Linked DNA regions of Homo sapiens: all the other regions are linked to region 1. A link is a loop called in an ENCODE intact Hi-C map of the cell type or tissue named here. Cell type or tissue: A673. All regions are shown on one strand.

Region 1 (8,000 bases):
AGGGGCAGCCATACATGGAAAGTTTTCAGGATTGTTACTAAAGAGAGGAGGAGATTTGAGATAAATGGAAAAATAAGATTTTTTTTTTTTTTTTTGAGACAAGTTTGTACTGGAAAAGCTCTGAAGATAATCTTCTCTGAGTCATGGAATCTTAGGGTTGAAAGAGCCCATAATAGTCATAATATCCTGTAGGCAGTCAGGTTCACACTGGCACCTCTTATTATTATTATTTTTCTAATACAGCTTAAAAGGAAAACGAAAAAATACAGTTTCCCAGGACCTCCAAAAATCTCATAAATAAGACCTTCTGGCCGGGTGTGTTGGCTCACGCCTGTAATCCCAGCACTTTGGGAGGCCGAGGCAGGTGGATCACGAGGTCAGGAGTTCAAGACCAGCCTGGCCAAGATGGTGAAACCCTGTCTCTACCAAAAATACAAAAAAATTAGCTGGGCGTGGTGGTGGGCACCCGTAATCCCAACTACTCGGGAGGCTGAGGAGATTGTGCCACTGCACTCTAGCCTGGGTGACAGAGCAAGACTCTGTCTAAAAAAAAAAAAACAAAAAACTTCTAAGGTCTGGTCTGGGCCCAGAAATCTGTATATTTTTAACTTTTATTTTGGAAAATCTCAAACATATAAAAAGGTAGAGAGATCAGTATATAGTAAGCCCCAAAATACCCATCTCTCAACCTCAGCCTTCCAAGTAGCTGGGACTACAGGTGCACAGCCCCATGCCCGGCTAATTTTTGTAGTTTTTGTAGAGATGGGGTTTTGCTATGTTGCCCAGGCTGGTTTTGAGCTCCTGGACTCAAGCAATCTGCCTGCCTCAGCCTCCCAAAAGTGCTGGGATTACAGGTGTGAGCCACTGTACTTGGCCTACAGTGACTCTTGTTTTACTTATACCCCCAAACACTCCCCCTTTTCCCTACCCTAGACTATTTTAAAGTAAATTCCAAGCATCACATCATTTACCCAGACATATTTCAGTATGTGTCTCCAAATTTATGGACTCAGAAAAATTAAACACAACACAGTATGACATTTAACAAATTAAAAATAATTCTTTTTTAAAAAACCCAAATATTCAGTCAGTTTTCAACATTCACACATTATCTCATAATTACTTTTTTTTAACAAATTAGGAAAAAATAAGGCCCATAAATTTCAATTTGTTGATATGTCCTTAAGTCTCTTTTAATATGTCGATTTCCCCCCTTCTGTACTTGTCTTTTTTTTTTTTTTTTTGAGACAGAGTCTCACTCTGTCACCAGGCTGGAGTGCAGTGGTGCGATCTCGGCTCACTGCAACCTCTGCCTCCCGGTACAAGCGATTCTCCTGCCTCAGCCTCCTGAGTAGCTGGGACTACAGGCGCATGCCACCACGCCCAGCTAATTTTTGTATTTTTAGTAGAGACGAGGGTTTCACTATGTTGGCCAGGATGGTCTCGATCTCTTGACCTTGTGATCTGCCCAACTCGTCCTCCCAAAGTGCTGGGATTACAGGCGTGAACAACCGCGCCCGGCCTTATCTTGTTATTTATTAAAGAAATTCTCTGTAGCAACACTCTGAATTTTGCTGATTGAATCTCCACGGTGTAATTTAATCTATCCTACTGCCTTTGTATTTAATTCGATTGGAAGTTAAATCCAGGGCCTACATCTGCAGACTCAGTTTTGAATTTTTGGCAAGAGTACTTAGCAGGTGGTGTATGTGGTGTGTACTTCCGCCAGGAGGTACAGGATTCCTAGTTGTCACTCTTTTTATATTAGTTGTTCTTAGTCACTGCACAGATCCACTGATGCATTAGGAGTAGTGCAGTGGTAATATCATGTAATTCTTTGTCTCACATATTAACTATAGCATTGTAATAAAGAGAAATTGTGATTACTCCAAGAGAACTGAAGAGTGAATAACTGTTTGAAAGGATCTAGAGGGTAAGAGCTCCTCAGCTGATTTTGATAGGCATCCTGGTTTAGGAATCACAGCCAAGGCCACTACCTCTCTGATTATTTAGATTGTTCTACAATTGCTTTATGTGACTGGCTCCATGGATAGAAAATTCACTACTGTACAAGGCAACTTATTTCATCTTTGGAGGTCCACACTGTGAGAGGTTCCTTTCATGTTAGGCCTCCAAATTCCCTTTCATTTCTTCCTACTAGGCTTAATTCTGAAAGCATAAATCCAATCCATCTTCTCCATCATGACCCTTCATTATCAAGAAATAGTTATTGTCTCTTAATTCCCATTGTCTTCTCTCCAAACTGAACATATTCACATTGTCCTGGAATTCTGTGTGAATGTGGGTGTTTTAAAGAAATCATTTTAAACAGCTTATACATTCTTTTGTTTATCTCTTTCTCATGAATTTGATATACAGAAAATAATTCTTTACTTCTCAGGTTATTTGTGTGACAAATAAGAGTATATCTATATGCACTTATTTCTTTTCTCTTATTATTTTAAAGATAACATTGAGAAGTGCTTGTGAGATAATCAATCTGTCTATTTTGAGCTTCCAAAGACTACGTAGAGCTGAATTTAAGAGCCATTTTATGGATTACTACCTGAATTTCTCTAATTCCTGGTCATGTGACAAAATAAATTTGCTTTGTGCATAAAACAAAATTTCCCTTTCCCACAGTCTTTGCTGTACTATCACATGTATAATCAAAAAACTTTCCTATGGTTCTTTCCCAGTGGGAACACAAGAGATTTTCCCATTGAGAGGGTGAGGGAGAGAGGAAAAGAGAAAGAGAGAAAGAGAATGAGAGAGATAGAGACCACACACGAGAGAGAGACAGACAGAGAAAGAGAGAGAAAAAGAGAGAGAATTTGCAGATTCTATTATCCAGCTGCTTTGGCAGCACTGGGTTGGACAAATGAAGCAATACATTTCTGTAGGGCAGAGACTCTAATCAAGAATATTTTCTTCAAGAGCCTTGTAATCAACCATACATTCTGCAAATTCAGAAGTATAGATTGCCTTAGCAATGTTTCTTAACTTGTTGGTTTGATTCAAATTATTTTGGCAAACATTTGCATTTTTTATATCATCCCATTTCTCTTTCTCTTTTTAAAAATCAACTTTTCATCCTTGGGTGACATTATCTATTCTTATAATTTAAGAACGATTTAATACTACCCTCAATTCGCAAATTTATATATTAAGCTCCAACTTTTACACATATTCAAGTGCGCACTTAACTTATAGGAGAGCCTTAATTACATCCTTTGCTTAGTATAAGTTCAAAGCATCTGGATCTGCCCCTAATCAGCAACACAGAATGTCTCTATTTGGTCAGAGACTATGGCAGGCCTGTCTTTTTCAAAAGCTTGTTGTGAGAAATTGCGTTAATAAAGGGCATTTAGTCTAAATATTCCCTGAGCAATAAAAATGTTGCCCTCCTATTGATCCAGGCCATGAAATAGCTGTGCTCTTGAATGACATTATCCTGGCTTCAGATCAATTGCTCTTGCTGAACTGCATTATGACATTGTGCCAACTTTATATACTAACAGGCATCCAGCCATGTACAACCAGCACTTTATCTACTATGGGGATGTTGTTGAGGACTCTGTTCATCATACTACTCTTCCCTTTTAACAAACACCAACCAGGAGACTGTTGAAGCTCAGAAAGCAATACGCCAAAATGAAGACCTCAGAAGCCAAGGTTTTTCACTGATCTTCTCCTGCCCTCCTCTCTGTGGCCTCTCATTCTTTTCCAAGGCTAGCCATGGAAACTGGAGACCCTTTTCCTCAAAGCAAGTCATTGAAACCAGAACCTTTTTTCCTGAAGCCAGCCATAAAACTTAAAAATATTACACTAAATTTCCCCCATCTTTCTGTGTAAAAACTAGCCATAAAGAAATTACCTGACCCATCTTGTTTGATTGTAGGTCATAACAACGCCCCCTTTCCAGAAAGGGTCTTGCCCCATTCCCAGAAGGAAGGAATGCTAACCAGAGAGGCCAAGAAGAATCCAAACATACAGGCCATGCTGGGTTTCCTCACTTGGTCTATTAGAATGGGATCATACCCTTTTTGTCCAGTCATATTTATACATGGCTATCCATACTTTGTTAAACTTAAACAAAAATGGAGAGCTTCCCCTGTATTTTTGGGTCTTCATCCTGAAGGCTCCTGTGTCAGGTAAAACTATGATCAAATACATTTTCATGCTTTTTGATTATGATCTGCCTTTTATCAGTTGACTTTCAGCAAACCTTCAGAGAGTGAAGGGGAAATTTTCCCTTGGCCCCTACAAGATTTTTCTTGTTCTTCGTATTTTAAAAAAGTATTGTTTCACCGAGCAACTGTTTTGTTTTTAACTTATTTATATTATGATTTTGTAATTAATCTTTTTTTCATTCTTTGCTTTGATAACTAAGAAAGTCAAATTTATGGTTCATGAATAATATCTAATATGATCTTATATTGATTTCCCGTGCTAATCTTATCATAAAAATAATTAACTCCTTGAAAATCTTTCACATTATCCTGACTCTATAATTTGTATACACTCTCCCTTCAAATATTTTCTGAGTTTCCTCAAATCCTTTATATAATAATACATAAATGTAAATGTGATTATAGTACTTACAACTTTGTATCATAGTTATTTTCTTATGTGCCTCTTGCATTGAACCGTGATAATCTTGAAGACCAGGACCTTAGTTTACATCCCCAGTGTTTAACATAGTATTTGAACCATTCTCATTAGCATTAGTATCTATTGTGTCCAGATCTGTGCCAGGCACAGAGCTAAATCATTTCCAGTTCATTTAACCTTTAATAGGTATTGGCCTCTAGAGGGAGCGCCAGGCCTCTCTGACTCTTGCTGTCCCCTCCCTCCAAATGCCCTAAGAAGAGTATAAATACAGTCAGGTTATGGGACAGTCACTATCTCATAGTCTCTCTCTCTCTCTCTCCCTCTCTCTCACACACACATACACACACACACACATCCATCTTTTAGGAATATTTTTCCCTTTCTCTCACAAAATGGCCATTGGTCATAATGATTTTCTGACTCTGGGAATGTGATGTTTCTCTGTTCACAGAATTGCTTAGGTCAGCTAGAGAAGACCAGCGGGAAAGGAAGTGGAGGGGCTGAATAGATTCCTAAGTTGCTATGACAGCAGTACCTTAACACTCCAAATGTCCCTCCCCTTTCTCTGAAGGCTCCCATCTAGGAGCTGAACTTCTCAGTGTGAAATAAGCTCTTCCCCATTACTGCACAGCAGGGAGTGTGAACTCCAGTGAGGCTCTGGGGTTCTCCAGGGCAGTACTGGGTGTGTGCCCACAATTCAAAGAATGTGAAATTACACTGGAAGAAAAAGAATCTATGCTCACTGTACATTTCTGTCTTCTCATTTTCCTCCATTTAGTACTTTCTAAATTTAAAAAAAGGCAATAACCAGGAAACTGTGAGTTTTGTGAAATTGCAACGTTATTTGGAAGTGGCTGAACCTAACTCTACTTTTACCTTTATAGATACGTTAAAATTTCCAAGTGAATCTTTTGTTACCCATGACATTTTTCTTTGAAGGGATTTTTATCACCCTTAACAAACAATTACAAATCTGAATAGAAGGTCCTCTGGAATCACGTTCCTTTTGAAACACAAATACGGCCTTTAGCATGAATTTCAAGTGAAATGGCATCTCTGTAGGAAGACGAAATACGAGTGCACAGGGAAGTAATTCTGGGGCCTTTCCCTAGCACACTAAGAGTAAAACATGTAAATGACGACTGGCCTCATCTAGTTCAGAATTTTTACCAGGACACATTTTTTTAACGGTTGGAAGGCTGTTTATATAAAGGGGATTTCAGGCCCAAGCCAAGTTGGCTGAGTTAAAACTGCTTACTTCCCTGCAGGGCTCATTACTGGCTTTTTAGGGACCCTAGAAGCAGAAAGTAGTTGTGCATTCCTCATGTAAAATAACAGAGAAGAAACATTCAATTCTTGTGAAAAATTCGAATCTGGGCAGTAAATAGTAGTGAGAAGAAGGCTACTTTTCTAAGAATTCAGGTGATAAAATTTCCCTTTCTTTCTCTTTTATTGAGAAGCACATATATAAACTGTGCTTTTCTATCTTAAGAACATTTTCCCCTTGTCCACGCTAAGATCCTGTTTGATGGACTTAATGCACACTTTAGCAGAGGGTTCTGTATGATGTGTACCTAAGTCACCGGAAACAAATCATTCTATATTAAGAGTTTTTCCTGGAGAACCCCCACTCTCAACCCAACACACACATTCAGACACATGGGCCAAGCTGTGTTCACACTTGGGGCAGGGAAAGCGAGGCCAGTACCTCATGTGAGACTTCACATCCAGCAGTTCCAAGGCAATGACCCGAGGCTCCCCAGCCAGATTTTGCAAGATCTTCAGCCGTGGCCCACAGTGCTTATAGAACTCAGTGCAAATATTCAGTAAGGACTCCCGGGGTCTTCTGAACTCTTCCCGAGCAATTCGTTCATCCAGTTCCTCTCTGGGAATGCCTTGCCCTTCCTCCAGTAAATGAAGGTTTTCCCTGGGAAATTGTGAAAGATTAACTAGGGGTCTGAAAATGTATTCATGTAGCAGCTGTGAGAAGAGGGTATCACACTGAAGAAAAATATAAGATTCCTAATGAGTTAATGAATCAGTAGGGTGAGGCCAAGGAGAACCTCATCCGAAGGATAAAGAAAGCTTAGCAGCCTAGAAGAGACTGTCATCCCAAACTGTAGTAAACCCACTTTTGGGGGTTTACCCAGAAATAGTATGTTATGCATCAAATGAAATCTAATAGAGCCATAAACCAGCTTAAAAGGCAATCATCTCAAGATGTCAGAACTGGTATGAAATTAGAGCAAGTCTTTCTGTACCTGATAAAGTGCAGTTTGGCTCCTTGTTCCTGGTACCTGGGAGTCAGAAAAACAGTCTACATAACTATTAGAGCAAGAACGGGGTCCTTTGGTTGGGGCTTCTTATCGACTTTCATATGAAAAGCCCTTGAAGCTATACATTTTGATAAGCTCACAAATATACATATATTACTCCTAAAACATAAAGGCTTTATCTTTCATTTGGCTAACACATATATTGCAATTATAGCTGCTGCAAAAGTTGTTTTATTGTTGCGTGATTTGGGTAAAGACGACTATTATAAAAATATATACAAACTCATAGAATATAGCCAAATGAGAGAAATTTTTGGACATTTTGAAATTTAAGTTATAGTTTTAATACCATGTGCTCTGTCTTAAGTGACAGGAAGGAGAATCATGGCTGACTTCCTTTCAGTTCTGGAGACTTATTGCTTTATGATTCATGGATACTAAGACTTTAGAAGCCCTCTTTCTTCTTTAGAAGCCCTCATTTAATCCAGTGAGCCTAGAGAAGTCCCTAAATATCACTTAAGCTATAGTATATCATTTTCCCTTAATATAGGAAATTGAGGCATAAGTTAACCATCACACCAGGCAATTTATAGCTGGGTTTGGAATTTATTTTTGTTTTATTTTTAATATGAATATATATGATGAGCAGGGAATTAACTTTACATGAATAATGATACACACTTAAAAATAGGCTTCAGAGAGAGTGAAAAATTATTGAATTTCTCCTTATGATTTCCAGGCCAACTATTCCATACTGGGAAAAGAACTTTTTCTTAAGCTGATTTTGGGTTTGCCCTATCTTAAATCTTCCTTGTAGGAGGAAGCTAATTAGGCTTTTTGTGTATGTCGGAATATTTAAAGCTAACACAGATGGAATGAAACGGGTAAAATATTAACTAGTATAGCCAGTATCTGAGTTACACCACAACAAGAGAAGGAGATTAAGTTAACAACCATGAAAAGCACCATTTGAGGGCATATGTCAAAGTTTGGATGAAATGTCTGCAGAAAATCTGTCCAGATGAAAGTAAGTTGACTCTGAGTGCCCTGGGAATGATAAACCACCTCCTGATTATTATTGTTTATTTGCCTTTTGTTGAAGGTAAATGA
Region 2 (8,000 bases), 380 kb after region 1:
GGCTTGTGATTTTCCATGTTAATAAGCAGCAAAAGCGCACTGAAGTCACTACCTTCTTGCTTTTCATATTTTATCTCTCTTTTCTTTGAGTTCCGGACTCCTTAAGTGTATTTTCCTATTGTTTTCATATCCTTATTTACTCATTCATTTCTCAAGATCTTGTTTGTGTCTCCACGATTTGACTAGTTAGAGTCAGACCCAGATTTAAAACTAGGCCTAAAAAACATGTGCAACTCTCTGAGTCTGTGTACCTTCATTAGTAAAGTGGGTATAATAGAATCGACATCAGAGATACTGTGATAATTAAAGTGCCTTTCACAGATGCTGGCACATGGCAGGTGCTAATGTAATCTCAGATCCTCCTTGGAGGAAAGCCGAGGCTCATTTTGAAACCACCAAATTTTATCTGTCCAGGAATTTGACAAAATAGAATACAGTGATTTTGTTTTAAGTAACTATCCATTGGAAATTATTTAAAATATTGTGTAAGAGTAATATACAAACTATTCCACTACAGCATTATGGTGATAGTGAAAAACTGGAAACAGTAGGGATTTAAAATGTCCAAACTTTAGGTGAGAGAATAATATGCAGGTGGCAAAATGTTGTGAGAAATCCTTAAGACACTGCTGAATGAAAAAAGGCAGAATTCAAAATTATATCCTTATGATTTTGATTATGAAATTTTAAAAGCAATAGGATAAAAAATACATCAAAATGTTTTAAAAGTGTTAACAATAATCTCTGGATTGTGTAATTATGAGTGACTATTATTTCCTTCCTTACACCCTTCTAAATTTTACAAATTTTACAAAATGTGGATTTATTGTTTTTATAACAAAATAATTATTGAAATAAATAATACTCCCAGCAACATTTTCTTTATTCTCATTCTTCAGTTTTTCTGGAAAATTTGAGTTTTAACTTTGTTTTCTATAACCTTCCCTGTCCTCTTCTTTCTTTGCTTTTTTTTTTTTAATTCTTCATTCAACTTTAATTCTTGTCCCTTATTTTGCATCTTAAATGCAGGTACTGCCAAGAGATTCCCTCTGGTCCTCTTCTTATCCTTCTTGTTAATAACACCCACGCCCTCCCTCCCTAAACTTCCCTTCTCAGCTTTGGATCTGCATGTTCTGCAATCTACGAGCCCAGTCCACCCACATATCCAGCCTCATGTCCTAAACATACCTCTTCATTTTTTATTCGTGTTCTCACTCATTCATTTAGCATTTATTGGCTGTCTGCTATGTACTAGGCATTTTGCTAGCGACTAGAGATACAATAAAAATAAAAGAAGGACTCTTTCCTCGTGTAGCTCTCAGCTACTTTCTCCCTTTGCTTTTTTCAGTTATCAGATTCAAATTTCAGAGTCACCTTTGAGTCCTTCTGCTGTTCATTCCTCCTACCAATCAAGCAATTGTTCTACTCTGTATATGAACTTGAGCTCAGAAGCATCTTTCATTATCATGACCTCTTTTTCATGCCCACAGTCAATACCCTCTTTGGACTTTTGTTTTTCCCCTGGGATTATTCTATGACAGCTTCTGAAGTGATGCTTTCTTCAACATGCTCTCACACACAGTTCTGATTTATCTCACACAGAGCTATAAAACAAATAATCTGAAAACACAGTTTGGTCATAGTAGTCTCCTGCTCAAACTAGTCAATAGCTTCCCACTGAATAAGAAACAAACCTCCTTGACTGGCATTCAAAGCCATCTCCCAATGTATTAAGTTGAACTGAATGAAATTTTCTAATTTTATAATTCAAAAAAGATGAATATTAGCCATTTCGTATGATACAACTTTATCTTCTAAGAGTCCTGTTTTTCTGCTTTATACTCTAGAATATGAATGAGATCAGTCTGTGCTTTCCCAGCATGTTCACTTCCTTTGATTCCTTTGCTAATGTTTGTTCTTTCTGGAGCTCCTCCATACGTTGTCTCCCCCTTGAATACTTCTATTCATCCCCAAGTTCCGCCTCAGAAAACTCATACTCTATGAAGTATTTCCTGTTGAGTCCCATTCCAATGATTAGAATTCATGCCCTGTAATGAAGTCCCTTAATAAATTATCCATAATATGTTATATATACACCATGGAATACTACACAGCCATAAAAAGAATGAAATCATGTCCTTTGCAGCAACATGGATACAGCTGGATCCATTATCTTAAGCAAATTAATGCAGGAACAGAAAACCAAATACCGCATATTCTCACTTATAAGTGGGAGCTAAACACTCGGTAATTGTGGACATAAAGATGGCAACAATAGACACTGGGGACTACTAAAGCGCAGAGGGAAGGAAGGAGGAGTTGAAAATGAACTATTGAGTACTATCCTCAGTACCTGGGTGACAGGATCATTCATACCCCAAACCTCAGCATCATACAATATACCCAGGTAACAAACCTTCATGTACTCTCTGAATCTAAAATAAAATCTGAAAAAAAAAAAATCATTTATGTCTCTCTTACGGTACCAGTGAGCCTTGGTACTACTTCCTCATCTTATTTTGCTGACTCCAACTGAGCTCCGGAAATGTTCTCCTGTAAATACTCCTTTGCAAGTAGAGAATCTTAATACATATTTGTGTAATTGTTAGTATCTTCAGTGATTTTTCCAAGTTAGTTGTCCTTGAGGTTGAATTGGTATTTTTACTCTGCCCATGGCCCTGTTGCCTGCTTGTTTCTTTATTTTGGTCACTTGAACATTCTTCTGCCATTATTTCACTTTAAAAAGAAAAAAAAAACCCAAACCTTGCAAGTTATAACATCAGTTATGCTATTTAGCACTTGGATTCTCTAATTTTCTTATATAGATTATGCAATTCAAAATAACATTTCACTATAATTACATGGAAAATGCTTTATGAATACATTTATTTTAAAACTTCCTAATTTATCTTTGACATTCATCCTTGAAGAATAAAGTCCTTCAAGTTAAATATAAAAATTAAAATACAATAGAGCTTGAATATTAGTTAAGTATTTGAGGACATATTCACTTCTACCATAGATAAATAGATAGATAGGATAGACAGATAGATAGATAGATAGATAGATAGATAGATAGATAGACAGACAGACAGATGGATAGATAGATAGATAGAGATATTTTGATTTATACTTGCAGATAAATCAAGATATTTGCAAGCATACTGTTTTAACCTTATTGCATGGAACATCAAGACAATGACTAGGTACCAAAAATCTGCTAGAAAAAAATGTGGTAAAATTTAGTGTTTAATATGAAGGACTTTGAGGCCAGACTTGGGTTTGCCCAACTGTAGTCTCAATTCATTTATCTGTAAAATGGAGACCACACTTATCTCCCAGGATTACAGGGAGAGCTAAAGGAGATAATATATGTTAAGGACTTAGGATACTGTCCGTCACATTGTTAATAACAAAAAATTATACTTTTAATAATGAAAATAAATGACAGCAAGAAAGAATAACATTCTCTAAAGCCATGTGATTCTAGAAGTTTCTTGATAGATTCCTTAAATATACAGAAAATATTCTATCTATCTATCTATCTATCTATCTATCTATCTATCTATCTATCATCTATCTATCTATCTATCCTTAAATGCTTTGTTGCTCATTATGGACTGGTAAGTATGACATCATTTCTCATATTACATTTATAGAAAGGGGATGGGGGGAAAGGCCTCCTCCCCTTTGCTGCAGCAAAATCTTGGCCAAAGACATGAAAAGCAATAAACAATGTCAAGCCTGGGAGTAGTATTTAGGAAGCGTCCATAAGCAAAGCTCAGGCTGCAGTTTGGCATATTTCCCCCAGCTGATGAAAGTGAAAGGGGACATTTCAAGAATTCTTTCCGTTTTAATCTAAAACCAGAAAAATCCTATTCCGTACAGCCTAAAGAAATTTCTATACATGGTTTGTCACTTTTATATCCAGTGTAATGATCTAATTATTATTTATTAGAAACATGTAATGAATATTTTGGGTAACTAAAAAAAAAATGACCAGATGTCTGTTTCACAGTGTATAATTTTAAGAAAGGCAAGAACAAAAAAGTAATAGGGGAAAATGCTGACAAATTCATTTATTTGTGAAATAATTAAATAAATATTTATTGAATTCCTACTGTGACCCAGGCACTATACTATGTGTTAAAAATGTAAGTGAAAAAAATGAGTGAAATCAGTAAAGGAATTAACTCACCACAATATTGACTAGAAAAACCATGATATAGGTCCCAGAATTTGACTCTAGTAGTCAAATTCTGTTCTGCTTTAATCACCCAACCTACTATTTTAATAAACTCATTTTTTATTATATGCATTTTGTCAGCATACCGCTAGATGAATTTTTAACTGGTCCTCCAAAATTTAGATGCCAGAGGCCTGTTGGTGAGATTGTATGCCCCTTCTCCAATATCCAGACAAATCATAACAGAACTTATTAGTTCCTATTGACAACGCATTGGAGTCATTTTTTAGCAGTTAAATAATTTCACCCTTTTCCAATTCATACACATATCCTAAAGTTCAAAATTAATATAATGAGTTGCTGAATGAGTCTGAAGATTAGGAAATAGATCTTCATGTGAAATATATGCTCTCTGGATTTAATCAGATGGGCAAATACCAAATAGATTTTTTTTCCACCAAACATAAATATTTTCACTTACTTTGAGTGAAATCTAAAAAGAGAGAATGGTCTCAAGAGTTTTACAATATCTAGGTGAAATAATCCTGTTTGGGGGATTTCATACACGATTCCACTGAGTAATTTCTGAAGAAGAAGTGCAATATAATTTTATGTGTCTCAAGACTAGTATTAGCTTTTGTTCAATATCTGAAATAATGCAATTTCCTTTCTCAGACCACACTAATTTATTTTAACGAATTCATTCTCCTGTTCAAAAATCTTTATGTGATGCTGCCTACACTCTAGAAGGCTGAGGACAGTGTCATCTACCCCTTCCCTCTCTCTCTCACAATAATTACCCACAGCAGCAAGGCTCTTAAGAAGTGCTTGTGGAATGAATAAATTAAGGTTCTCATGATTATACATTGCAGATATTAACAAAGGACAATGTATTACTCTCCTTCACCTGCTACAAATATTCACACTCACAGGTGTACACTCACATACTTATAATATTTCAGTGTCAGTAGTTGGACATTATTTTCAGGTATATTTTTCAAAAATTAAATTTATTGTGTAAAATGCTTCGGACTGACAGTCTTGAGAGGAAATATTATACATAGATCCCAAGGAAAGGCTTAAAAGGTATTACTGATTTTCTTCTCAGCAGGGCAGAAAATGTCTTCCATTTTTTAAAGGCAAATTACAAATATAGGTTTTATTGATATTAACAGGTATTAAAGTTAAAGACGGTCTTAAAGAAAAGGTAATATCCATAATTGCCATCTCAAATCAATATATATCCTGATGCTGAATTTCAAAATTAATGTTTTTCATGTAAGGCATGAGGCCCAGGATCAAGTGGATTCAAGTGCATTCATGGCAAGATGAAGGATTACTTTCTTATGCTGTCAATTCCAAATAAAGCAAATGTAAAATAACTTCTTTTAAGAACTAACAACCTCGGCCTTTAAATATGTCCATTTTAAAGACTGAAATGTCAATAAAGAAGTTACAATATTTTATTTGTAAAGCCAACAATACTGAGTCATTCCTGGGCTTTCGTCTCTAGCACCCATTCTACCTGGGAAGGGCAAGGCATTTCATTTAACCATTTTAATAAATCACTTAGCAGGATTTGTTCAGATAAAATCATTACTTAGCATATTTCTCTTAAATTCAAATTAATGAATTTTCATTTAGATGGAGAATTTTGGACTTTAAAAAAAACATTACAATGATAAAATCTCCAAATAAGCCAAACATGTTGATATTTGTTAATAACTTGCAACATAGGCAAAAGACACAATTCTTTAGTCATCCTCTAATCAAAACAACCTTAGATAATAGAAGTATCTGCATAGAAAATGGTATATGCAATAGACAATGATCAACTTAAGCTTAAGGATAAAAGACCAATCATAGATAAATTAATTTAAATAAAAACATTCCAATTCTCCCCTGATTTTCCCTCATTAAAACATCCAAACAAAACATGTGGTACCTTTTAATTTTCTGAATGAGTAGCTCCCAATCAATGCTTCCTCGGTTAGAGACAAGCTGAAGAATCTACCGAAACAAAACAAAAGAAACATATATATATATATATATGGATTTGTTAACTAAATATCAAAAATTATAACTCACCAGTAAGCAAATGCATTCTTTATACTCAAATAATAAATCTATGCCTGGAGGTCTGTAGCACAAAAAAAATGCAGTACTTGAATATTTAGGAAGCTCAATAATGAATTTTAAAAGATCTTTACTCTGAGATTACATAAAGCACATCCTATGAAAAACGAATTGAAAATGAAACGAAATAAAATTAAAAGCCCCAAACCATTACCAGCGCATATGCAGCAATACCACTCAAGTCTAGCCTTTGAGAACTGCTGCAGAATCCTTCTCCGGGAGCATTATCCCCACAGGCTGGCTCTCTGGCTCTCTAGCTCCAGACAGACGCAGTCTGCAAGCCACCAGCTCGTGTCTGTGTGTGCCGGGGAAAGGGAAGCTGCAAATTAGAAGTCCCCGCAGTGGCGAACAGGAAAATAAGGCGAGTGGGAGAGAGGGAGAGAGCTCACTAGTCTCAGAATTTTCGAGAATGATGACAAGCCACTCAGCTCCGCCATCATTCACTGACAATAGGATGCAGCCCTCACTTACGATTTAGCGGTTTGCCATAGGGGCTTCTGGTACCAAATGCCTGACAGGCATTTTAATTGCCTCCATCCAAGTGTGTCCCCAGGAGTCGAGTCTATCAGCCTATGAATGTCATCATCTGGTCTCCTTTGTGTTAATGCCAGACACACACACACACACGCACGCACGCACGCACACACACACACCGCTTAAATAGAGAAACAGTTTTCAGGCATATAGGATTACAAACAAGTTAAGCTACACAAACTGGACATGACTAAATACTAGTTTATGGGAATTTTTATTATCTGCATTAAGGACATCAGAGATTTGTTGATGTTTTGTCATTGGCAGATAATTACAATATTTTTAACTATCGCATATTGCTTATTTATATTCCAAAATAAATATCTTCATTAAAGAAATGCATATATTTATGTATATTTTCCTACAGAAAATTCAATACCCTTTTAACAGTTATAATTATGCACTTGGCCATGTTTTCCTTACAAGAGAAAAAGAAAAAAAAAAAACAGAGAATTAGAAAACCAGGGCCGATATGTGATTTCTGGGGGCAATCTATTTACATACAAAAGCAAAAGGAGGTGGCAACCAGCTTGGTCCTGGGGCTTTTCAGTCCCTGAGGGCCCAGGCAGAGAATTCAATCTTTGGCATAATCTGTATCCCCTCCATGTTAGCAACTGAAATTAGCAGTTGAATATCCCTATTTTACAGTGCCCTTGTGTAGGGAGGTTAAGTGTGGAATAATTTCCTGCATTTATTTCCTGGGGAAAAGGGAAGGAGAAAAATGTCAATAAATAAGTTAATTTTTACAGCATTGTTAGCAACCTGAACCAGTGAATGGAGCAAAATTCGATGAGAACCAAAAAGGCCAGCTGTGAAGAAGGTTGCTGGGAAGAAGCATCACCATGGTTACTGGAAACAGAAAGTCAAGAAAAAAAAAATATGATGGCAGAGAAGAGAGAATGAGACTACAGGGAAGGAAATTGAGAGACAGATGATATGTTTCTTTTTTTTTTTTTCCTTCTTGAAAGAATCGCCTCCATCAGTTTTATACTGTATTTTGAATTAAGATAAATTTGCATTCTCCTTGAGCCACCTTTCTGCCCCATTTTTTAATCACTAGCTAATTTTGCTTTCATAAATATTCAAACTACAGTTCTTTTGTATGAGATCAATTCTGCTACCCCTTGCCTCTATCCAAATACTG
Region 3 (8,000 bases), 170 kb after region 1:
ATATCTTCTGAAATATAGGCGGAGGTTCCCAAACCTCAATTCTTGACTTCTGTGCACCTGCAGGCTCAACACCACATGGAAGCTACTGAGACTTGGGGCTTCCACCCTCTGAAGTCACATCCTGAGCTGTACATTGGCCCCTTTCAGCCACAGCTGGAGCAGTTGGGACCCACGGCACCAAGTCCCTCGGCTGCACACAGCATGAGGACCCTGGGCCCAGCCCACGAAACTGCTTTTTCCTCCTGGGCCTCTGGGCCTGTGATGGGAGGGGCTGCTGTGAAGGTCTCTGACATGGCTTGGAGACATTTTCCCCATGGTCTTGGGGATTAACATTAGGCTCCTTGCTCCTTACTTATGCAAATTTCTGCAGTTGGCTTGAATTTCTCCCCAGAAAATTGGTTTTTCTTTTCTGTTGCATAGTCAGGCTGCAAATTTTCTGAACTTTTATGCTCTGTTTCCCTTTTAAAACTGAATGCCTTTAACAGTACCCAAGTCACCTCTTGAATGCTTTGCTGTTTAGAAATTTCTTCCGCCAGGTAACCTAAATCATCTCTCTCAAGTTCAAAGTTCCACAAATCTCTAGGACAGGGGCAAAATGCCACCAGTCTCTTTGCTAAAACATAACAAGAGTCACCTTTGCTCCAGTTCCCTACAAGTTCCTCATCTCCATCTGAGACCACCTCAGCCTGGTTTTATTGTCTATGTCGCTATCAGCATTTTGGGCAAAGCCATTCAACAAGTCTCTAGGTAAAGTTCCAAACTTTTCCACACTTCCCTGTCTTCTTCTGAGCTCTTCAAACTGTTCCAATCTCTGCCTGTTACCCAGTTCCAAAGTTGCTTCCACACTTTTGGGTATCTTTTCAGCAATGCCCCACTCTACTGGTACCAATTTACTATATTAGTTCATTTTCTTGCTGCTGATAAATACCCCAAACTGGGAACATAAGTAAGTTTAATTGGAGTTACAGTTCCACATGGCTGAGAAGGCCTCAGAATCATGGTGGGAAGTGAAAGGTGCTTCTTATATGGTGGTGGCAAGAGAAAAATGAAGAAGAGACAAAAGTGGAAACCCCTGATAAACCCATCAGATCTCATGAGATTTACTCACTATCGAGAATAGCATGGGAAAGACTGGCCCCCATGATTCAATTACCTCCCCCTGGGTCCCTCCCACAACACGTGGGAATTCTGGGAGATACAATTCAAGTTGAGATTTAGTGGGGCACAGCCAAACCATACAAAACTGTAAACTTAAAATAGGTTAATTTTATAGTATGTAAGTTACACCTCAATAAAACTAGTCTTAAAAATGTTCCCTTTTAAAATACTATGTATTACTAGGCTATAATTTTATTTGAAAGTAGGGATATACAGATAGTCTCAGGAGCTCTTGCCCCATAGGTGGAGTGTCAAACCTCATGACTCCAGGTGTCCATAATTTCAACTGGTAATAAGAAGAAATAGACTATTTCTTGTTTCTGGAGAAGGTGTTTATAAGCAAATTCACTATGTGCACCAAATAACAAGGGTAGGGTTAGAATATTTACAAAGAATAGACTTTTAAATTCCTATGTGATTTAGAAGCACTAATTTTAATACAAGGATCTAGCGGTATAAAATATTCTTATATATTAAAACAGATCCTTTAACATCTCTGCAACATAATCTTCTGATAGCATCATTTGAGTTCTGCACTTAAACATTTTAAGTAACACCTAATTCAGACATCTCATTAAATCAGAAGCATCTTTTCCACTTTCGCCCTAGTTTGTTTAAAGGAGAGCCATTCATAGCATATTTCTACAATTATTAATTATACTTTGACCAAGAATATGTATACACATATTATGCAAATACATATTTTAAGGAACAGAGGCTATCGAAGTAGTTAAAAATGCATATTTGATTTTTGGTGACCAGTGACACATTTTGTCCCTAACATTGCAATCAGGTACCTGGAATGTGATGGGCCTCTTTCCTGGGAAGTTTGGGAGGACAGACTTCCATCAAAGGAGTTTCCTCGGTGACAGCCTGAAATGGTGGCCTTGGGTGAGATGGAATCAGACTGGAATGTTTCACAAACCACCTGGAGTCCCTTTTGGAGGCAGAGATAGCAGATTAGGTTTTGTTTTTTGTTTTTTGTTTTCCCCTGTAGCTATATCATCTAGAATTAGCTACCATATTACAACATGGTTCCATATATGGGCTTTTTTTCACTATAGTTAATTATGATATTATGGGCCAAGGGATTTTGACTTCATCTCAGGGAGAATAGAAACAGATTTCTAGGGATCACCTGTGTCATTTCAAGCATCAGGCAAAGTAATTTCATATATTTTATTTCATTTTATTCTTAATTATTTTCTTTTTCATCTCCATACCCAGTATCTATAGGAGAGTTACACATCAAGAATTCATCATACAGAGGTGAACTGAATAGAAGCATGAGGCTAAAATAGAAGCACCAGGTTAGTAGTACCTAATCAGATTGAAGCCAGAACATGAGAACAGAAGTACAAGGTTAACTTTTCCTTCATTCATCAGTGGAGAGATGCAATACACTTTTCTAATCGGACACAATGACCTTTATTCTGATTTATAAGTACACATTCAGCAGTTCTGTTACCAGGTAGCTTATTTTAATTACATTTAGCTGATAAATGTAATTCTGCCCAGGTGATGTGAGATATTTTTCCATAGGCATTATAGGTGAAATTCTTTACTAAAGTATAAAGACCCTCAACAATCTATCTGGAAGGTTAGCCCTTACGATTTTAATTTTTACACACAAAATAAGGCATTATTCAATCATGATGGACAGAGAGATAAATACAGCTAGAAATTTCATGAATTAAGTCTTCTGAAGTTGACCATAAAATTCTTTAGCATAATGTTAGGTGATTTAGAGATTTAAAAAATTAGATGAATCTGACCCTTAAACTCATGAGCTTACAGTTATGTCTCAAGACAGGTAAGTATAGGTCAGAGAAGCGTGTCCAATAGAAAGATAATGCAAGCCACAAACAGCCACATATCTGATTTTAAATTTTGTAGAGGCCACATTAAAAATAGTGAAAAGGAACAGGTGAAATTGTTTTTAATAATATATTCTTTTTAACCCCTAATTATCATTTCAACATAGAATCAATATAAAAAGTATTAAGATGGAACCGGGCGCGGTGGCTCATGCCTGTAATCCTAGCACTTTGGGAGGCAGAGGTGGGCGGATCACGAGGTCAGGAGATCGAGACCATCCGGGCTAACATGGTAAAACCCCATCTCTACTAAAAATACAAAAAATTAGCTGGGCGCGGTGGTGGGCGCCTGTAGTCCCAGCTACTCGGGAGGCTGAGGCAGAAGAATGGCATGAACCCGGGAGGCGGAGCTTTCAGTGAGCCAAGATCGCGCCACTGCACTCCAGCCTGGGCAACAGAGTGAGACTCCGTCTCAAAAACAAAGCAAAACAAAACAAAACAAAAAAGTATTAAGATGTTTACTTTTTTCTTCTTTCTTTTAAGACAGGGTCTCGCTTACCCAGTCTGGAGTGCAGTGGTGTGATCTTGAATCATTGCAACCTCCATGTCCCAGGTTCAGGTGATCCTCTCCACTTAGCCTCCCAAATAGCTGGGACTAAAGGCATGTGCCACTATGTCCCGCTCATTTTTCTATTTTTAGTAGAAGCAGAGTTTTGCCATATTGCCCAGGCTGGTCTCAAACTCCTGGGCTCAAGTGATCTGCCTGCCTAAGCCTCCTAAAGTGCTGGAATTACAGGTATGAGCCACCATGCCAAGTCTACATTCTATTTTATACTATATTTTCAAAATCTGATGTACATTTTACAGTGTCAATTCAGACTAGCTGTATTTCAAGTGTTCAATAGCCACATGGGCCTAGAGGCTATCATATTGGACAGTGCAGGCTTAGACTAATAAGACAAGAGTTTAGGGGGAATTGGGAATTGAGATCTTTTTTTTTTTTTTTTTTTTTTTTTTTTTGAGACGGAGTCTCACTCTGTCGCCCAGGCTGGAGTGCAGTGGCACGATCTCAGCTCACTGCAAGCTCCACCTCCCAGGTTCACGCCATTCTCCTGCCTCAGCCTCCTGAGTAGCTGGGACACAGGTGTCCACCACCACACCCAGCTAATTTTTTTGTATTCTTAGTAGAGACAGGGTTTCACCGTGTTAGCCAGGATGGTCTTGATCTCCTGACCTTGTGATCTGCCCGCCTCAGCCTGAATTGAGATCTTAATTGGTCCTTAAAAGGATAAAATTTAGACGAAGGAAAGAGAAGATTCCAGTTAGAGGAAACAATTTGAGCAAGGATTTGGAGGCTAAAATGAGCAGGCACTATAAGTTAGAGATAATAGATAACTGACTGAAGGGATAATCAGAGACAGGGTCACTTAACAAAGGTGGTGCCAAGTGGTGGGAGGCACAAAAAAAACAGGGAGAGGAATTTGGTCTTGCAGCGACAGTCAATAGGATCCACTATAGGTTCCTAAGGAGAAAGCGACATGACAAAAGATGGCATTTGCATAAAATGCCTTATGTGGAATGGTGAGTTAATAAATAAATGATGTATTAGGAAAATTAGTCAGGAATTATTAGTGGTATTTATGCAAAGAAGAAAAGTCTAGAAGTATAAAACTCAATTAGGTAGGTTCAGCTGCAATTTAGTCATGAGGGCCTGGATTTAGAGGATAGTAGTGGTCATAAACAATAAAGAAAACATCTGAGCAACATAACGAAAAGAAGACAATATGACTTAGCAGGAAATCAAATCGAGAGGATTAAGTATAACATAATATGAGATGTATGTATTTCATTGTATCTAAGATGTCATCATTTAGAAGACATACCATTATTTTACGTAACATTAAGAAAAAAATACCCTGTTAATTAAACTAGGACATGTTACTTGTATCATTGAGGATTTTTTATTTTATACTAGTTGAAAGAGCTATTTTACATTTATTTAGGCACAGCTTTTTAATTATATTTCCATCCTGTGTCTATGTAAGAGGAAAGTATAAGTGAAATAAATTGGTGTAGGTATTCCTAAAACTCCTTCACATTTAAAATTTTCAACCCAGAATTGTTAATACTTGAGTTTTTCCAAAGAATAACCTCCTCTGTATCAAGAGTGTTATCTCTTAAAATACTGCTCCACTATTCCCTCTGACATATGCTTATAATCCACTGACCCTGATGATGCAAATTTAGATGCTGGAAATGACCAAATTCATGCTGCACAAGAATTACAACCATATCAAGACAGCTACCAGTAGGGAGATCATAAGGGGCCAAAGATTGTCAAGCATACTCAATTTCAAAGATGTTAAATGTGAAAAATATATACATCTTACAGCATACAAATCACAGCGTCTGTACTTAGTAATTGCTCACTAAATGGTAGATGTAATAGGACTCCAAAATTTCCAGGTTGGAGGGTAAAAAGGGTGATAATCTTCCTGAGTAATAACAGTTGGAAAGAGGATCCAATTTTGACGGAAGGCAGCAAGTTTCACTTTGCACGTGTTGAATTGAAAGTGAAAGCAGGTCATTTAATGCCATAAGTTAATGGTAGTATCGATTTCTATGTAGCTTTCAATTACTCCGGACTTCATTCCTTTCTTTTCTTGATCAAACATGACAAATTTGCACTGAATTACATTCTGCATCTTATATCATATTTTGCATCTTCCGTTTTATGTGGGTTAGTCTTGACCCCTCATTAAACTTTAGATTCCTTAAGGGGTAGGACTATCTTATAACTCCTTCCAACTCCCTCTTTCTGACCTCCGGCAGCATTATTCTACCTACATTAGAGTTACTTAACAAGCATTAGGGGATGCAATAATTGAGAACAAGGTGATATGTTATTTAATCTGGGATGTAATGATAACTAACACTTATTGAGTGTTACATGTTAGCCATTGAGATAAAGCACAACTCATTACACACTAACCACCGAGATAAAATACTAGTCGTATATGGTCTTATTTCCACACCTGCACGCTTTGGGGAGATACAGAAAATTAATTTTCATACGACTGATAAAAAACCTGAAGCTGTTAAAAGTTGCACATTCAGAAAGGAGGAGTGGCTTTGAGCCTGGTAGTGATTCTAGAACTCATGTCTTTCCCTTCACACTACACTATGTCCAAGGACTTTCTGCCTCCCTTCTTCTTATGATTATAATAAACTAACCTCTAAGTGTCTTGCATCTTGATTTGGTGATTCACAGGTCCGGCTTTGACTGTTGATAGGAGAACTTCTCTTAGCTGAAAAGACGGAAGAAGTTCCATCGTTTTGTAAGGTTTTAAGTTCTTTTTATTTCATAAGTTCATTTCATTTTCAAATAGAAAAGCTATTTTAATAGAACATTATTACTTTAAAAGAAGACATTAACGCATATTGTAAGAGATATTCAAATAACCAATTCAAAAATCTTAGCATTTTTTTGGTTATTGATGTAGATATTCATCTCTTCAGTCTGACTCAGTAAGTTAAGGTGCTAAAAAGTTGGCAATACTGAAAATAACAATAATAGTTAACACCTACTCAGCACCTAATATATGCAAAGTTCCTAAGCATTTTACATATACAGTCATGCATCACTTAAGGACAAAGATACGTTCTGAGAAATGTGTTGTTAGGCAAATTCATCATTGTGCAAACATCATAGAGTTTACTTACACAAACCTAGATGGTATGGCCACCTACACATCTAGGCTATATGACATAGCCTAGTGCTTCTAGGCTACAAACCTGTACAGTATGTTACTGTATTGAATCCTGTAGGCATTTATAACACAATGGTATTTGTGTATCTAAACATAGAAAATATCAGTAAAAATACAGTATAAAAGATAACAAATTATACACCTATATAGAGCACTTACCATGAATGGAGCTTGCAGGAATGGGTGTTGCTCTGGGTGAGTCAGTGAGTGAGTAGTGAGTGAATATGAAGGCAATGCTAAATTTATCTTTAAAAAGCTTTTATTCTTTAATAATAAATTAACTTTAGCTTACTATAACTTTACTTTATAAACTTTTTAGTTTTTTAAACTTTTTGACTCTTTTGTAATAGGCTTAGCTTAAAACAAATACATAATACAGCTGCACAAAAATATGTGATTTCTTTATAACTTTATTCTATAAGCTTTTTAATATAGTCATATATTTATAAATTTATATATTTATTTTACTTTTATTTGTATATTTTTTATATTTTATACTTTTAATATATTTTATAGTATATATTATTATATATACTAGTATGTAGTATGTATAGTATGTATTAAAAAGTATAAAAGTATATTTTATGCTTTTTATATACTTATAAACGTATGTACTTATTTTATACTTTTTTTTAAAACTTTTTTTTTTTTTGAGATGGAGTTTTGCTCTTGTTGCCCAGGCTGGAGTGCAATGGTGCGATCTCTGCTCACCGCAACCTCCACCTCCCAGGTTCAAGCGATTCTCTTGCCTCAGCCTTCCCAAGTAGCTGGGATTATAGGCATGCGCTACCAAGCCCAGCTAATTTTGTATTTTTAATAGAGATGGGGTTTCTCCGTGTGGGTCAGGCTGGTCTCTAACTCCTGACCTCAGGTGATCCGCCCACCTCGGCCTCCCAAAATGCTGGGATTACAGGCGTGAGCCACCGCGCCCGGCCAACTTTTTTGTTTTAAAACAAGTGCAGCTACTGCTTACTCATTATGTGCCAGGCATTCCTATTTTTGGTTAAAAACAAGACACAAACACACACATTAGCCTAGGCCTACCCGGCATCAAGATCATCTGTATCACTGTCTTCCACCTTCATGTCTTGTCCCAAAGGAAGGTCTTCAGGGGCAATAACACACATGGAATTGTCATCTTTTATGATAACAATGCCTTCTTCTGGAACATCTCCTAAAATACCTGCCTAAGATTGTTTTACAGTTAACTTTTTAAAAATAATAAAAATAGGTAGTAGGAGTAGAAGAAATATAT
Region 4 (8,000 bases), 630 kb after region 1:
TATGAGACAGCCAAGTGGAGATGTCAAGTAGGCAACTGAATATGCAAACCAGGGGGAAAAGACAGAGCAGGACATACATTTGAGACTCTTTAGTGTATAGATGGTATTTAAGTCATGTTGCTGGTTGAGATCACTTAGACATTAAAGTTAATTAGAGATCCAGAAGACAAGGTAAATTGAACCAAAAAAAAAAATGAGCAAAATCAGCTTATAAGATAGGAGGAAAACCAGGATCATATCGTGCTCTGGAAACCAAGTACAAAAAATGTTTCTATCATGTACAATGCTCCTGAGATGTCCACTAACAAGAGGATTAAAAATGGCAAAGTGGGGCCAGGTGTGGTGGCTCATGCCTGTAATCTCAGCACTTTGGGAGGCTGACGAAGGCGGATCACGAGGTCAGGAGTTCAAGACCAGCCTGGCCAACATAGTGAAAACCCCTCTCTACTAAAAATACAAATATTAGCAGGGAGTGATGGCGGGTGCCTGTTGCCTGTAGTTCCAACTACTTGGGAGGCTGAGGCAGGAGAATCGCTTGAACCCAGGAGGCGGAGGTTTCAGTGAGCCGAGATCATGCCACTACACTCCAGCCTGGGCAACACAGCGACACTTTGCCAAAAAAAAAGAAAGAAAAAAGAAAGAAGAAGGAAGGAAGGAAGGAAAGAAAGAAAGGGAAAGAAAGAAAGAAGAAAGAAAGAAAGAGAAAGAAAGAAAGAAAAAGAAAGAAAGAAAGGCAAAGTGGATTTAGTAGTATGGAGGTTCTTGGGACCTTGAAAAGACGAATATTAGAGGCAATACTAGATTAAAGTAGGAAGAATAAATAACACAACATTACATAACATCCATGTAAAGCATCTGCCTTTCAAACCAAATTGCAAAAGGACTGCCTCATGCAAAGATTCTATAAATTCAGGATAAAAAGACATTGCAGTGAAATTTCTTTAGACTCAATTTTCTCCAAGGCATCAAAATGGTAGATGCACAGTCCATAGTGAGATGTGAGACTTAAAAGAGAAGGTAGCAGAATATTCGTTTCCATCATTGGCTGACCATCTACCTCTAATATCTAAACAGATCTTGGATAAGCTAAGAAAAAATGATTGGAAATCCAAAGAGGATTTGTGGGTAGAGTATTGGTATTCTATGATTCTTCCTGACAGCAAAAGTCAAGATGCTTTCTTTTTCTTTCTGACAAGAGAAAGGGTTTGGAGGAAGCCGAGCTGGTGAGCTTAATCTATTATCCTTACTACCACCATGTTTGAGTAACTCATGCCTGAGAAACTCAGAAGGCAAGGCCTGGGCTGGCTTTCTGGAGATGATAAGAAAGAGGCTGCTGTTGCCTCAGAACCATCCTACACTCTCAATGGAACAAGGCAAAATTGTGTAATTTTCTCCTCTACTGTACCTGTTGTGGGCCATGTCAAGAGAAAGCCAGCTTGAGCTTGTCTTGGCTCTTGCCTAAGAGGAAGTATCATAATTTGTGGTATAATAACCTGGCCAAAATCTCAGTGGCTTACAACAGCAAATATTTATTATTTTCTTGGGTCAGCTGCACGGTAATTCTGTGGTCAGCTGGCAGCTCATCTAGGCCTGGATTGTCAAGAATAGCTTCATAATCTATAGCTTTATCATTGACTAGATGTTAGCTGGGTGAAGGTGATGCTATGTCTTCATTCTCCAGAAAAGCTCTAGCCTGAGCTTTTCACAGCATAGTGCTGACAGAGACAACTGAAAATTTCAAAGTATATGTTTTCTTCAAGCCATTCAATTGTTTTTAAATTTTTCTTTTATGTAGGTCTTATATGTTAACTGCAAATTTTATTTCTAGGTTATAGTATTGTTACTATTATCAACAACAATAATAATGAACATAAAATTACTTTTTGACATTTATTAGCAATTTATTTTGCAGTGAATGTTCAATAAATAGGCCAGTTAATTTTCAAGGTATTGATTTGGATGTATCTCTCTAAGACCTACTTAGTTATTTTTTATTTATAGTCTGTATTTTTTGTATACTTCCGTGTCTGAGCTTATAGATGTGAGGATTCTACACATCTGAGGATTAATTTTATCCCTACACATGTGAGGATTAATTGTGTCCCTATCTATTTCCACTCATATTTCTTGCAGTTTTCTTTTATTATTTTAATGATCTGTAACTTGATGTATAAATACTATTGACAGGTATGATTTATCTTCATTTGTGATTATAGGATATCTTTCTTTTTCTCATTTCATGATTATTACTTTGAACTCAAGCCTAAATGCCTCTTGTTCCATATTCTTATTTTAATAATAGATTTCTTCAAACTTGATAAAAGTTTTGCAATTCATACTTTTGCCTAATTCAGACAAAAATTAAGCTGTTTATATTCAATTAATGAATTATCTTTATAGCCACCTAATTACTTATAACATTGCAAGAATTAAGCTTCCAAAATTTCAAGGGAACAAATTTCTATTTAATATCTAAAAATATGTTTGAAAATGCGTGTTTTAGTAGCTACCCTCTTCACTAGCCCTAAGAATATTTTCTTCTTTGACTAAAAGTGAATCTCCAAGACAAAAGTAAATGTGGCTGAGGATTTCCTAGAAACTGTATACATTAATTTAAATATTAGTGTATTGACATGTCAGAGAAATTATTTTCCTTGCAGCAAGCACTATACAAAAACTATTAATAAGCTAATAACAACTTAATAGTACCTATTCAGTAATGGAATCATTGTTTGCCAAGACTGTATGCACTTACATTGTGCTAAGCATTTTTACACATTGTCTAATTTAATTTTCACAATAATATAAAGCAAGTATTTTTATTTTTCTTATTTACAGATAAAGGAACTGAGGCTAAGAGAAGTGACCTCTGACACCCAGCTAACTAGTGACAGAGGTGAGATTTGGGCTAGGGGGGTTTGATAGCAAAGGCCATGCATTTGGTCTGTTTTGCTTTTAAACTTAATATACCTTTTTAAGGAAATAACTTGAATGAATCAAGGGATATTAACTTAATTAGGAAGAAATGTATTTACAGAAAAATTGGAACTTTTTTGCTAATTCAGGTGAACAGGTTTTTTGCTAGACTGAATAATGAAGCTTCACTATTCTGAGTGTTTTTCTATTATGACACTACAAATGATTTAATAATTTTTAGAATTTGGATTGTATCCTAATTTTCTAAAAACTGTTTATCTTTTATTAAGATAAAAAATAATCTTAATAATTTGCAAAGCTTTTAATAGAACTAAATTATATGAATTTGAGGCCCCATCTGAAACTCAGCCATGAGATGGCATGCTGAAATCTCCAGGGGAGTGTTAATGCTGGCTTTCACTGGCATCGACAATCCACAGCGAGTGTGCAGGGCAAGGAGAGTTTTTATTTCCAAGTCTAAACCGAATGAAATGCAATTAATTCTGCTGTCTGGGCCGCTGGTGCCCTCTACAGGTCAAATAGATGCTATACAGCTTTAGGTTTCACCTGTTAAAATGTCGTTTTAGCGCTAAAAGAACTCTGGGTCCCATTGCATAGTAGCTTCTTTACAGGGTACTGTCACTCTTATTGGCATAAATAATAGAAATATTGAGTAAAAATCACCTAAATAGCCTCATTCATGTGTCTAGCAGTTGGATAGGTGTTAGCTGGGATGATGGTGATGACGTGTCTCATTCTTCAGCAGCCTAGAGTGGTTATTCATATGGTAGCAGTCACAGGAACAATTGAAAATACCAAAGAGTATGTTTTATTTATGCCTTTCAGTTGCTTATTTAAATTTTTTATATAGTTGTTATATAATTGTAATGCAACACTCATATATCAATGTCTTAAGTTATTCAGTTACATCAAGATGATTATTTCTTTAAAAAAGTATGGGGAGACAGAAGTGGAGATGGCAGTAGTACAAGTTTTATTGTAAAGATCAAATGAAATAAACTATGTAAAGCTTATGGAACATAATAGGTCATCTGAAAGCAATTATTTTTACTTAATCAAATTTTAAAGTTTTATGTGAGAACAAAACAAGCTAGGGTGAGGGTGGAATGGTTGGGGGTGTGAAAAACGTAGGCAACACAGAGGAAGGGCTTACTCAGTCCTCATTTAAAATACCTCATTAAATATATCATGTGTACAAAATAGAAAAAAACACAAAATATAAGCATATTTCAAGTGTAATTAGGGAAAACGCATTTGTGGTCATTATTATGTATTATTTTTCTACATCAGAAATCTAAGTTTTCAGTCTTTGTTTAGAGTAATCCTTTATTGGTTTTTTACATTTTGTAACACAGATTAGTTTGGAGCTCCTAACTTTACCATGGTAAAGAGACAATCTGTAGTTCTGTTTTCTCATCTTTTACATGATAAGTAATAGTGAAGAGTCATAGTGTCCTAACTTCACTTGTTTTTTAAAAAAAATTTTTCTCCCATTTTGTAGGTTGCCTGTTCACTCTGACGGTAGTTTCTTTTGCGTGCAGAAGCTCTTTAGTTTAATTAGATCCCATTTGTCAATTTTGGCTTTTGTTGCCATTGCTTTTGGTGTTTTAGACATGAAGTCCTTGCCCATGCCTATGTCCTGAATGGTAATGCCTAGGTTTTCTTCTAGAGTTTTTATGGTTTTAGGTCTAACGTTTAAGTCTTTAATCCATCTTGAATTAATTTTTGTATAAGGTGTGAGGAAGGGATCCAGTTTCAGCTTTCTACATATGGCTAGCCAGTTTTCCCAGCACCATTTATTAAATAGGGAATCCTTTCCCCATTGCTTGTTTTTCTCAGGTTTGTCAAAGATCAGATAGTTGTAGATAGGCGGCGTTATTTCTGAGGGCTCTGTTCTGTTCCATTGATCTATATCTCTGTTTTGGTACCAGTACCATGCTGTTTTGGTTACTGTAGCCTTGTAGTATAGTTTGAAGTCAGGTAGCGTGATGCCTCCAGCTTTGTTCTTTTGGCTTAGGATTGACTTGGCGATGCGGGCTCTTTTTTGGTTCCATATGAACTTTAAAGTAGTTTTTTCCAATTCTGTGAAAATTTTCGCAACCTACTCATCTGACAAAGGGCTAATATCCAGAATCTACAATGAACTCAAACAAATTTACAAGAAGAAAACAAACAACCCCATCAAAAAGTGGGCGAAGGATATGAACAGACACTTCTCAAAAGAAGACATTTATGCAGCCAAAAGACACATGAAAAAATGCTCATCATCACTGGCCATCAGAGAAATGCAAATCAAAACCACAATGAGATACCATCTCACACCAGTTAGAATGGCAATCATTAAAAAGTCAGGAAACAACAGGTGCTGGAGAGGATGTGGAGAAATAGGAACACTTTGACACTGTTGGTGGGACTGTAAACTAGTTCAACCATTGTGGAAGTCAGTGTGGCGATTCCTCAGGGATCTAGAACTAGAAATACCATTTGACCCAGCCATCCCATTACTGGGTATATACCCAAAGGACTATAAATCATGCTGCTATAAAGACACATGCACACGTATGTTTATTGTGGCACTATTCACAATAGCAAAGACTTGGAACCAACCCAAATGTCCAACAATGATAGACTGGATTAAGAAAATGTGGCACATATACACCATGGAATACTATGCAGCCATAAAAAATGATGAGTTCATGTCCTTTGTAGGGATATGGATGAAATTGGAAATCATCATTCTCAGTAAACTATTGCAAGGACAAAAAACCAAACACCACATGTTCTCACTCATAGATGGGAATTGAACAATGAGAAGACATGGACACAGGAAGGGGAACATCACACTCTGGGGACTGTTGTGGGGTGGGGGGAGGGGGGAGGGATGGCATTAGGAGATATACCTAATGCTAAATGACAAGTTAATGGGTGCAGCACAACAGCATGGCACATGTATACATATGTAACTAACCTGCACATTGTGCACATGTACCCTAAAACTTAAAGTATAATAATAATTTAAAAAATAAAAAAAAACACACTTTAAATAAACCCCCCCAAAAAATTTTTTTTAAAGGCTAAATTAGAGATTCATATAAAAACACCTGACACTTTTCCTGGGCATGGTTCTAAGCTCTTCACATATGTTAACTTATGGACTTTTACAATAATAATTCAAGGTAAGGAGTAGTATTTTTTTCAATTTTCCAAAGAAGGAAACTGAGCTACAGAGAATTTTAATAAATTGCCAAAGATTATACATTTTGTAAGTTTTGAAGCCATCCATGTGGGGCAATCTGGTTCCAGGATATATATGTTTAACTGTTCAACTTTGAAAATTTGTAAAAACAAAAAGTATTATTTAAATCAAGATATTACCATTAGGATTAATATTAATCAGATCATTATTTCTCACATTCAGCTTTCTATGTTAACAAAGTTAATCTGAACAAAATAGGATCATTTAGCATGAGCAAGTCCTATGGTTTTAGGCTCTTGGGTAAGTGTTATTCTTAGATTTCTAGATATTGTAATTCGGGCACCATTCAAACTGAAGGCAAGTTACAGTATTTCTCTTCATTCAAATAGATTTGATTGTTTTGGTTACTTAAGGTTTTCTACAACTTAATGCCACTAAGGCACCACTTGATGGCAGTGGTAACCTGGGTTATGATGTCTATTTAGGTCTGGAGATAAGATGGAAATACAGTGATTTTTTAAAGCTGAATCCAACTAAACATCTATCTAAGATATGGTACTTAAAAGACAAAAAGACATGGTTCACATACATATTTGAATTACAGTTTTATCAAATATAAAACTCTGTGTCCTGCCTCTTTCCCACACCAGATTCATTATTTTAAAAAATCAAACCAAAGCAAAGCAAAAATCAATGTTAGGTTTCTTTGTGGTTGTTCTGATAGCTCTAAGGACTATACCTACGACACTTTTAAAACTATATCAACCTTAAATTTATTTAAATTTCAGCTTCTCCATCTATTACTCAGTTATCACCACTCTCTATGTCTTAGCTGATCACTTCTGCAACTCCAAACATGCAAAACCTCTAATTCTTTACTTCTCACTTATATAATGAGAATACTAATGTTCCCCTTCCCTTCATCATCTCGTCTTACCCTCACTATGCTCTCATTTCTGTCAGTTTTTTCAAAGTTGAGAAAAATTTGTATTCTATTTTATGATAATTAAGTACTGCAGATTTTGCTTATAATTTTAACCTAATAATTAAAAACCAAAGCCTGAGTTTATATCACTATGAGTATAAAAATACTGCTTATTTCAAAGAAGAGTCATGTGCCATGGTTGCATTACCTTTTCTACCAAGGCAATGACACATATCTGTGCCATTAGATGGAAAATATTCCTAGCATTAGGTACAAGTGGATTGTCCTATTTTATCCTGAGACCATTTTTAAATCTCATTGTCAAGGTCTTCTAATGTGCTTGATTGGTATTCTCCCGGTGTTTCCCATTCATTCTCATTTTTATGGTAATTTATTCCTTTAAAATGTATTTACCATCATTTTAATGGGTTCTCATGGGAGTAGGACTAAACAAATAAAATAATGATTAAATAGTATGAGCTACATAATGTTTAATCAAGAGTTGATGTAAAGAGAAACTTTTAAAGGAAACATAATGCCCATCATCATAGGACCAGTAAACTTTAGGGCTAGAAGTCTCTCTGTTATTTTACAAATCAAACCAAAGCAGAATAAATTAATTTTCTAAAATTGCACAAGTTAGTCTACAATGAATATCTTATCTGATGTGATTCTTTATTTCTTACCTAATGACAATTGATTTTAAGGATACCTGATAGCTAATATTTGCTTAAAGCATTTGAATTTGGTGTAATCTATACCCTTTAACCTAATAATGAAAACCTTTAGATCACTTAAGTCAATAGAGGCTTAATAAAGTATTTTATTTTTCATTGTTCTGACTCTTGGACTGTACTTGGTATACTTTAAACTTATACTTTTCTAGACAGAACAGGGAGAAGCTGAAGGCTTTTTACTATGCAAACCTTTAAATATCAGAGT

The links. Hi-C counts contacts between places; a loop is a spot of excess contacts. Peaks named below come from ENCODE experiments on the same cell type or tissue, not always from the same donor. Only the 100,000 strongest peaks of a DNase experiment are listed, where the experiment ranks them.
Region 2: it touches region 1 in a loop (4-fold over the local background); 14 of 110 quality-filtered maps call a loop at or near these places.
Region 3: it touches region 1 in a loop (2.7-fold over the local background); 8 of 110 quality-filtered maps call a loop at or near these places.
Region 4: it touches region 1 in a loop (6-fold over the local background); 50 of 110 quality-filtered maps call a loop at or near these places.

Annotation. Positions count from the first base shown.
Region 1 is chr2:209,958,030-209,966,029 of GRCh38, reverse strand. UNC80 (unc-80 subunit of NALCN channel complex) reads right to left here. Exons shown (of 65, transcript NM_001371986.1): 50 at 6,876-6,911; 51 at 6,323-6,541. Among named protein-coding and RNA genes, the nearest start is that of RPE, 41 kb to the left of the region's middle. In A673, a CTCF peak has its summit at 4,812 (motif pointing right); DNase peaks (open chromatin) are centred at 4,839 and 5,189; H3K27ac peaks cover 1,460 bases.
Region 2 is chr2:209,578,232-209,586,231 of GRCh38, reverse strand. MAP2 (microtubule associated protein 2) reads right to left here. Exons shown (of 16, transcript NM_001375505.1): 3 at 6,132-6,196. Among named protein-coding and RNA genes, the nearest start is that of MAP2, 160 kb to the right of the region's middle. In A673, no CTCF peak of the experiment used is centred here; no DNase peak of the experiment used is centred here; H3K4me3 peaks cover 616 bases.
Region 3 is chr2:209,787,815-209,795,814 of GRCh38, reverse strand. UNC80 (unc-80 subunit of NALCN channel complex) reads right to left here. Exons shown (of 65, transcript NM_001371986.1): 6 at 6,210-6,283; 7 at 1,956-2,095. Among named protein-coding and RNA genes, the nearest start is that of UNC80, 20 kb to the right of the region's middle. In A673, no CTCF peak of the experiment used is centred here; no DNase peak of the experiment used is centred here.
Region 4 is chr2:209,330,071-209,338,070 of GRCh38, reverse strand. No RefSeq gene overlaps it. Among named protein-coding and RNA genes, the nearest start is that of MAP2, 90 kb to the left of the region's middle. In A673, CTCF peaks have their summits at 3,446 (motif pointing left) and 6,568 (motif pointing right); DNase peaks (open chromatin) are centred at 3,430 and 6,580; H3K27me3 peaks cover 870 bases.